Regions from separate parts of the Mus musculus genome. Here region 1 is linked to region 2. Evidence: chromatin loops called from intact Hi-C (ENCODE). Cell type or tissue: left cerebral cortex. All regions are shown on one strand.

Region 1 (5,000 bases), 150 kb before region 2:
TTCCTACAATGATACAGGTTTTTAAAATTCATTTAGCAATAAAAGGATAGAATCATTTTCTTTCTCTAGCAGTAACTGTTGAAGCTTATATTTTATACAGAATGAGTGAGTTCTTTCTGCACCAATGCTTGCTCTATGGAGCTTTCTCATGACGGCATTTGCTTCACCCACCAAAAATTTATGCATAGGTGAGTATAGGGTTTTTTGTGTGTATGTGTGTGTAAGTATGTAAGTATGAGACAAGTAGCTATCCCCAACAAGAGTATATTAAAGTATGTACGAATACATATGTATGAATGAATGCAAGAGTATATGTGTGTTTATGTGTATTTGCCTGTATAAAAGTTTTTCCTTTTGTGAGTATGACTCTCATCTCCGGGTTCAACAAAAGTTAATTGCTCCAAACCATCGTCCTTCCTTGTCAGTGAGAGGCAAGACTTTTGGTCAAGAGATGAAGGAGCCCTAGCAATTGGCCCTTTACTTAATCCCTGGCTGTTAAGCAACATTATAGAAAGCATCCTCTTCTCTTGCAAGCCCAAGTCTTCCCCCACCAACGCTCTTTCCCCTCAGCTGCTTCAGAGAGGACCCAGAACCAGTGAGCTAAGCTGCCAGCACCTAGTGACCCCAGGTCTCTAGACAAAGAATGGAAGGGAATGGTGGGCCTATGGGGTAAGGTGTTCAGACAAATATGGGAGGTGATAACAGCTCCAGATATTTCCATTAGTTAGACAAGTGCTCACTTAAAAAGAGAATATGGTCTCTTACACGCGTTCGCGACCGGCCAGGAAAGACGCAACAAACCGGAATCTTCTGCGGCAAAGCTTTATTGCTTACATCTTCAGGAGCCAGAGAGCAAGAGAGAGAGCAAGAGAGCAAGAGCTCTATTGCTTACATCTTTAGGAGCCAGAGCGCAAGAGAGCAAGAGAGCAAGAGCTCTATTGCTTACATCTTTAGGAGCCAGAGCGCAAGAGAGCAAGAGCCAGAGCAAGAGAGAGAATGGCGAAACCCCGTCCCTTTTAAGGAGAATTATCCTCCGCCTAGGACGTGTCACTCCCTGATTGGCTGCAGCCCATCGGCTGAGTTGTCGTCAAGGGGAAGGCAGAGCACATGGAGTGGAGAACTACCCTTGGCACATGCGCAGATTATTTGTTTACCACTTAGAACACAGGATGTCAGCGCCATCTTGCAATGGCGAATGTGAGGGCGGCTTCCCACAATGGTCTTCCTCTCTGTGTGTCTGCCACACTCTCTAAGATCCTTTAGTGAAAACTTACTGTATTGTGAAACTCATGTGCATACAAACACATTCATAAGCACACACACATCCACACTTCTGTTCTGTGGAATACTGAAATGAAATTAGAGATAATCTGCTACAATGTTAGTATGAGGCACATATAATCAAAATCTTGCTGTAGCCCGTGGGATGAAAGGCTGCTCATTGGCCTCTTACAGATGCTATTATCAAAAATAAGAAGGATGAAATGTCCTTTGACCCCTTAAAATTCAGCCGTCAACTCACAGTACTCTTCAGTGGGCTGAAATCTGGTTTTGTGTTTATAAATAAAGACCATTTGTCTTTTACTTCCCGCTAATAAATACTCTAAATAATTACATTCTCTCCCATAGCTCATTCTTTTAGCAATGTTGACTTTCTGTTCTATTGTTAGATTTAGATGGCTACCCTCAACGTATTCTTAAATTTCTAACTAGATAACTAGCACTGTCGGTCATCCCTGCTTCTGTTCTGTATCCAAGAAAACTAGAGAGTAATAAAGAAGGGGAGAAAAGAGAATAAACTTGAGCTTCCGGATGCTGCTGGCCATGGAAGAAACAGGGATGGCGAACTGGATATCCAAGATGGAAAGCAGGTTATATAGCAAGGAAAAATGAAATCTCCACCAAACGAAAAGCTCGCGCTTAGCAAACAGTTGTCATGATTGACTAGCCTTTTAGATTCTGGATTATGAAGTGGGAATGAAGCATGGGCATCTGTTGAGGATTTAAATCTGGATTGTATGTGGTAGCTAGAAAAGAGTAAATTACACACTGAACCAGGAATTTAACTCAGAATATTGAAGCTCTGACTCAGAAAAAAAAAAAAAAAAAAAAAAAAAGAAAAGGAAAAAGAAAAGGCTTCTTAGCGATATAAAAGAAGAAAGTTCAGTGCCAAAAATATATTTCTCTACAACATGAACAAATATTTCTACATACACCACCATCATACAACCATTGAGACAAGCCATAACAAATGACAATTAGCAAGGATTAATATTCCTCCCAAATAAAAATCTTAATAAAGATACACTGTAGATCTTGTTTATACCTCTAAAATTTTAAGGTCTGGGTGGTAATATAGCACTGTTAACTTGATTATCTTCACTCTCATGACCTTTGTCACATTTGATAAATTCTTAACAATAGATGAATAGCAAATTGTTGGATGCTTCACAACATTAACCTGAACAAAAATTAACGAATTATGCAGTGATTTCTGTAATTCAAGTTTAAGAATCATCCATGATGGAACTTTCTAACAATAGATGAGGTTCCAATGTAAGGATGACAAACAGAAAAAATATCCACTTTATATTCTGTCAATCCATACATTGACATATTTTAGATGCTCCAAAGCAAATAACAGCTACATTAGCATGGTAAAACACAAAGGGACAGATGTTCCCAACTCAATGAAGAGCGTCTAGAAGCAATACTGTTGATGTATAGAAGTGTCAGGGGCAGGGACACTAAGACATGAGAAGTCTATATCTAGACATCTCTGAAATGAGAAATTAATTGAAAGTCCTCAGTAGCTACCTAAGCCTCAGATTAATCTTCCCACTGTTTACAGATAGGCCCCTTTCTAAAATGCAGATAAGGCATCAGAACCAACAAACCAAGTAAGATTATAGGAATCCAAAGTAGGAATACTAAGTGTAGCTGATCCCCTAATCATTTCCACAGGATTCATCACTGGGCTTTCCTTACTCCTGACTCTATGGCCATGCTCTAGTGAATGGCCACACAACAAGTCTATGTGGGCAACACTATCTGAACTTTATAGGTTTAGAAAAACTGAGCACACCCAGTCGAGTGGATAAGGAAGAATAGCAGCTCTTAGGTGAGGTGGGATAGGGATATATAAAAATGATCATAATATTCTGAGTGAAAATCTCAAAAAATTAATTTTTCGAAGAAGTACTGGAAGAAGCTTTACTGGCAATCAAGAATATCAGGGAAGGTGGGTACCAACAGCCAGAGCACCTCCATAAGTTGGAGTACTTCTCTTTTATGCTGAAAATCAGAGGCTACCTGCTACTGACACACTGTGAGATGTCAATCAGACTGTTCTGTACCAAGTATCTAACCAGTCTTTCAAATTACACAGCAGCCATAGCAAACTACAAGAAAAAATTATAAATAACAGGGGAAGATAGGTCCACTAGTATTCATTACTACTGTTAGTATTTTCAGTGGATAAAACATGCTATTGTAGCTTTAAAATCAAAAGAGCATTCATAAATGGAATATATCATAAATGGAATATATCACAAGTGCCTAACACTAGAAATTTCAAAACATGAAAGCTTAATTAAAATATGTAAAACATAAAAATGAGAAAATTTCCAGTAACCCCAAGCCAAAGGAAAAGAGAATCAAAAGCAGCATAAATAAAAAAAGAAGATTAAAATAAAAAATAAAAAATAAAAAACTTGAAAAGCAACCCAAAGGTCAGATATTTAAATCCTACAGAGAGAAAATATAGAGCATAGAGAAGATAAAAGGGAGAAATCATTTTAAAACCTTAAAAAATGCTTAAAACAGAAATATATTCATTAAAAAATATTCAACCCAGCAGGACTCAGATGAAACTCGAATGGTGATTCTGAACAGCCATCATGTGCACAATAAGCAGTGGGGATAAGTGAAGAAAATGTGAAGTAGAGACACATATATCTCACCCAATCTTAACCTGGGGATGACCTCAGAAAACTGTTTAGTAGTCTCTCAGAAAGGGAAAGCTATGCTAAAAAATAATTCAGCAATTTGACCCAAAAGAATGGAAACGGGCTCTCAGAAGGCATGTAATTACATAAATGGCCACACCACCAGTACTTATTCACAACAGATAGAAAGTGAAAAAATGTGTACCAATGGGTGATTGAATAAGCAAGACATGATGGAATACTACTCAGCTTTACAAAAGACTGAGTACTGATAGACTCTACAGGACGGGGGAGCTTACATTACTCAGTGGTGTTACACAAGGGATAGAAGCCACAGAGGAGGTCACACATTAGCATGCCTCCTGTTGCATGAACTGCTCAGGTAAATCTCTAGAGACATGAAGTAGATGAGTAGTAACCAGGAGTAGTGGTGTGGTGATTTCACAACTGTGAAGGCACTCTTGGCTCGCTTACAATACACTAGACAGTGGAAATAAGTCTATGGCTGAGAGTGTTTTACCAATCACTGAACTGAATACTTCAAAGAGTGAGTTTGCAGTGTGGGTTATGTTATGTTACAGCTATTACACAGCGATTTAAAACTAGGCTAGTGAGATGTCTCAGTGGGTAAAGGTGCTTGTCACCCAAGTCTAACTAGCTGAGTTTGTTTTCTCAAGTTCTCTAATGGTCACATGTATGTGCTATGACATTGCAAGGATGTTCATGGACACGCATGTGAATTCACACACACACACACACACACACACACACACACACACACACACACCACACAAATTCATACAATGTACACAAAGAATTAAAATAATTTTAAAAAAATGAGACATTGTGAGATTCCACGATGAAAAGATGGACCCAGTGAAATTGCAGCTGCACTATGGTAACTTTTTTTTGCTTCTACATAAAACAACAGAATATTCAAGTTGAAGAGAAGTCATTAAATAGAAGTAATGGCAATTAGACAAACATGGAGCACCCTGCTGAAATTCTAATGGAATTATTCCCAACCAAAATCACCATGCTCAGCTAGCATGT
Region 2 (5,000 bases):
TAAACGACTGATCGAAATACAAGAAAATTCCAACTCTCCTTTGAACAAAATCCAAATATTCATTCCTAGAAATCAAAGCCCAGTTTTATGCTTAATTTTTAATAAGTACAGAGGCTCCTCCTCCAATAAGTCACTTACTATAAATCTTAGATTCCATCTATGTTTTTCTCGATTAACTTATAAGGTAATGAAGTAGTCTTTCTTACTTTTTTGTATCACAAAATTATATAAAAACTACTTTCTGATCAATATGCAAGTTATTGAAAATCTGGTCAACTAATATTCACTCACTACAACATTCACATTTCAAGTTAATTCCTAAGTTCAAACATACAAAGTAAAATATTTTAAAGCAAAATATCAAATGCTGACACCCTTAAAATTTAGCACCCACATAAAAGGTAGACCCAGACAAATTCACAGGATCATCTAATGTATTAGTCTCTTATGTAAACAATATGAAAATATATCCTTCAACTTCAAACCCCCCTGGCTACTTAATACCATGCCCCAATTAATTAAGTAAATAGATATTCATCCTCTGTCAGGGTTTATATTTCAACCTTGCTTGTCATCTTCTTCATGAACAGGCAAGCCTCATTTTGGTGTAGCCTGTCTACTAGCCCAGCCTTTCTTGTATGCAGGGGTTCTCCATCAGCATCTATAATGCTAACAGCCCACTAGTAGAGCTAGCTGGCACTTCAAGCAGAACTGCATGAAGAATTATCACTTCTATGCAGGAGAGCAAAACCATTACAGGTATAAAGATGCCAAGTGGCAACACCCTGACCTCTACTCAGAAACACACACTCAAAGCAGGTGCATGTCAGGGCTCGAGGAGGAGAAGGGGTAAGGTGATCAGAGAAGCAGCCCCGGATTTCTAGTATAGTAGAGATATCAATTCTACTCAGACCCAATCCAGCTAAATTCACAGACATCAGTTTACCCAAAGGAAAAGTGGTCTCCCGTCCTTCAGTTGATTGACTCAGAGGGCATTCAGCTAAGCATAGCCAGGCAAAACCATATGCAAGATCTCTTTAAGCTATAAAAAAAAAAAAAAAGGTAGACTAGTTTCCAAAGAAATCAGACTCGGCTATGGCAAAGAAGCAGTCACTGAACATTTTCTTCATCTTATCTGCTCCTGGTGTTTACAAACTCCAGGCAATAGCCTTGGGAGCCTCCGGGGATTCGCTGAGTAACCCCGTCGGATCCTTAATTTAAATACCCCATTATCAATCTCTGCTGGTTTTGGCAGTTAAATAGAATCGACTGAGTGGCATGACATGCACAGAATGAATCCTTTTCAAGTTGTAAACGAGTGAGTCAGGATTCAGACTTGCCGAGATGCTCCAAATTAAAGCCCTTGCTATGATTCAGGCATGCTCTGTCTTACCGTTTATGCTGTTGTCTCTCTTGAGCCGGATTCACCTGGAACTCCTTAACATATCTCTAGCAATGTGTTTGCACCAAGCCAGCCTCAGACAGCAACTGAATTCACATCTTTCTGCACTAGCAAGCTGAAATGGTACGGCCGTACTACAACCAAGAAAGGGGGAAGCACAAAAAATTCCAGAGATCACCCAGAGAAGCTGATCTCAGTGGAGCAAGACCAAAAACAAAAAAACAAAAAAACAAAAAAACAAAACAAAAAACGTTTCAGAAGAGCACAAAGAACATGCTAACAGTCGGTCTTGAAAGCTTTAATAGGTCAATTTTTTTTTTCCCTAGAATGATCTCTTTTCTTCCTCCAAACACGATGGACTTGCCTGTGGGGTTCCCAGGAAGGCAGAGTGAGCGGGCTCTGCAGCAGCATTGCAGCCAGAGGAACCACGCATATGCTGTCCAGGCAATCCACTACACCCTGTCTCTCCAGAAAGATATTGATTTGCAATGCAGTGCTGCTTCAAAAGCATACAGAACGGGAGGCAGACAGCTCGCGGTAATTGCACATGAGGAAAAACATTTAATCAAAGGGATGCACTTTATCCTGCTCAATTCAATTTTTAAAGGCACTAGAGAAAGCCAGAAAGTATCCTGAGTGACAGTGCCATTAAATCATCATCTGAGGTCCTAGAGAAGGCCAAGTTTAGGCTACCAGCGTTCATGTTACAAATGCTTGGGAAATGGTTTGATGTGTCTATATGCATAACGTTTGTCATATGTAAATGAGGCATAATGAGGACTCTAAAATTACCATGCACCAAATGCAGGAGGTTAGATTTTTTTTTTTTTTTTTTTTTTTTTGCACAGGTGTAGCACTTACTGAACCAAAGTGACAGTTGCATAATTATGAGCCTGAAGAATTACTGATGGGCTTAGGACCCATGACAGCATCAAAAAACAAAACAAAACAAAACAAAAATCCAAAAAACAAACAAACAAAACAAAACAAAACCCTGCAAACCAGGGCATGCAATCTTTAAGTAAATTGTGCCAAGTCATGCCAGAGGGTACTGGGTGGCAAAGGAAAACTAACTGCTACTCTCTTAGCGCCCCCTACAGGAGAGAGGCTGATCTCTCCCTCATACTTGAACTAGGATTTTCTATGCCTGGAAAGAGAAGCACCATGGTTCAAAAATTAGAGTAAGGTACAGCAAAACTGAAAAATAACTTACAGAAGAAATTTTAAAATAACATGGTAATCTATAATTATAAATATTCAATTTTATGGTAAATTTAGTAATGAGAGACGGTAACTACTGTGCTAATGGTGAGTGGCCAGTACTCCCCAGGCGCTGGGCTTGAGTCTGTGTGTTGCCAGAGGCTGAGGAAGAGACCATTCACCCATCACAGCCCAGTGGATACAAATGAAACACTTCTCCTTCATAAGACGTCATCCTCATCACTCCAAATATCACCTGAGAAATAATCAACTTGATTTTTTTTCTGCAACATGAAAGAAAAAATAAAATATAAAAAAATAAAATTTTCATTTAAATAAAAACTATTATGTGCTTTTTTCTTTATCAAAGCTAAGAAATAAACACTTTTGGGGGAGGGGTGCGTATGCATAAATATGCTTTGGCAAGCCACAAGTCAAGTTCAGATGCTGTTTCTCGGAAGCTGTCCACCTTTTTTTTTCCCCCTCAGTTTCTCACTGGTCTAAACCATTTCCCCAGAGCTAAGGTAATAAAACCTCATGTGCTGCCATGCCAGGCTTTACACAGGTTCTGGTATTGCATGGCAAACACTTTTCTGATGAAGGTAGCTGCCCACCCCAAGTTTTTCCCTAATATCAGAAAGTATTTTAATTGTGTGAACCACGTGCCTGAAGAGTAGTGGTCGTCCAAAACATCTTTAAGGCCTTGAGATTCTCGATAGGGTTGCTCATCCTTCCAATGCACAAACTCTTCTTTGGCAAAGCCAACACTGCTTCAAATCTGAATCATGTAGGATTTAATTATCTGTCACATCCTAAAATGCTCTTTTATTATTGCTACTGTCCCCATTTTAAGGCTCTGAGTACAAACCATGCCAATCACCGGCTTTTTTCATTACTCTGTAACACAAAGCGAGGCCTCTAAAAACATTGATTAATTCTTAAACTAACTCATCAATTTTTCCCAACTCCATGTTTTGGGTCTAAAATTATCTTAGGTAAACTCCTTCCCACAATTCAATGCTTAGGTTCCATGTCAGCTTAGTCACTTGGCCACAACAGTTCTTATGGTTTGTTCTTCCTGAAACTGTGGGTGAACTAATGTGGTATGCAAAGGGTTAATGCGACAAACCATAAAAATAACAAAACAAAACAAAACAAAACAAAACAAAACAAAACAAAACAAAACACCTCTCTATTTACTCCACAAGCATGCACTTGTATACACAGCACTGTGAACAGCTACATACATTCTCTACATCCAAGGAACTAAAGGAATGATGACAAATAAAGTGCCTACTATTCACAAGGACCTGAGACATATAACAGGTCATATTAATGTCTTAACATTACAGACATATAAACGCATAGCAAGCAAGACATGAAATTATCTGTAATAATCAAATACCAAAATTAAATTTGCAAGTAGATTAGGCTAAATCTAACTCAAAAAGAAACTTCAGATAATGATTTCAAACACTTATAAAAGCTATCCGAAAATGATTCTAAATAAGTAAAACAAGTTATAATAATGTAATAAAACATGCTTATTATTCTTCTAACAGAAGGTCTCATTATGTAGCCCTGGATGGCCTTCAATGGTCCATGTCTGCCCTCAAACATTTCATCCTCATGCCCCAGACGCCAAGCATCCCTGGCGATGTAAGTTTTTGACATAAGCTCCCTGCTGTATCTCAGGAGACTCTTTAGAGTAAGTAACATAAATCTGAGGAGCCTGGGCTCTGCTTGGATGGGAAAAGCACGTGAGCAGCCACGTGAAGCCTCAGCCGGAAGCTGGCTGAGCCGATGGCCAAGCACAGTGGCAGCAAGAAGGTTCAACAGTAGAGCTTAAATGGTCGTGTGTCGCGTACCAGGAAATCGGGCATTTTATCCCATGGGAAATGGTGGTTGCCTTGATTCAAAATGTCCATCTTAAGGGAATTATAGACAGATAGTGGGCTAGGTGGGGCTTTTCAGTTTTTAACAAGGAACTGGTATAGAAAATAAATCTGGACAAGGAGGAAAGGGAAGACATTCTGGAAGCAAGGACAAATTTCTGGACAAGACCGTAAAGAAGGCAACGGAATTAGGGGGTGGACAGATAAAGAGGTGTTTCAATGCTTGCTATTGACTGGACTGGACATGAGGCCCAGTAAAATGGGGGGAGCTCAAGTTTAGTCCTGAAATTCTAACATCACAAGGAGAAAGTGGGGGCATAAACAACCAACGGATACGAAGGAAAGGCGGCCGGTGGAGAGGAAGAGGTGTTCTGGCAAAGGCATGTGTGCGTTCATGCTCAACAGCACACGGCTTGCTACATGCCTTCACTCATTCCCCTAATATCTGGGGTGAACCAAGGTGCTAGTCCACCTACTTCTAAATCAAAGGAAAATGAAGCCAG

What was found. Hi-C counts contacts between places; a loop is a spot of excess contacts. Peaks named below come from ENCODE experiments on the same cell type or tissue, not always from the same donor. Only the 100,000 strongest peaks of a DNase experiment are listed, where the experiment ranks them.
Region 1: a loop joins it to region 2, with 2.1 times the contacts of the local background. A loop is called at or near these places in 2 of 42 quality-filtered maps.

What each region holds. Positions count from the first base shown.
Region 1 is chr5:5,117,931-5,122,930 of GRCm38, forward strand. The region is part of intron 6 of Cdk14 (cyclin-dependent kinase 14); the gene reads right to left. Among named protein-coding and RNA genes, the nearest start is that of Gm30151, 250 kb to the right of the region's middle. In left cerebral cortex, no CTCF peak of the experiment used is centred here; a DNase peak (open chromatin) is centred at 1,963.
Region 2 is chr5:5,264,187-5,269,186 of GRCm38, forward strand. The region is part of intron 2 of Cdk14 (cyclin-dependent kinase 14); the gene reads right to left. Among named protein-coding and RNA genes, the nearest start is that of Gm30151, 100 kb to the right of the region's middle. In left cerebral cortex, a CTCF peak has its summit at 2,493 (motif pointing left); DNase peaks (open chromatin) are centred at 772, 1,447, 1,830 and 2,494; H3K4me3 peaks cover 2,468 bases; H3K27ac peaks cover 2,615 bases.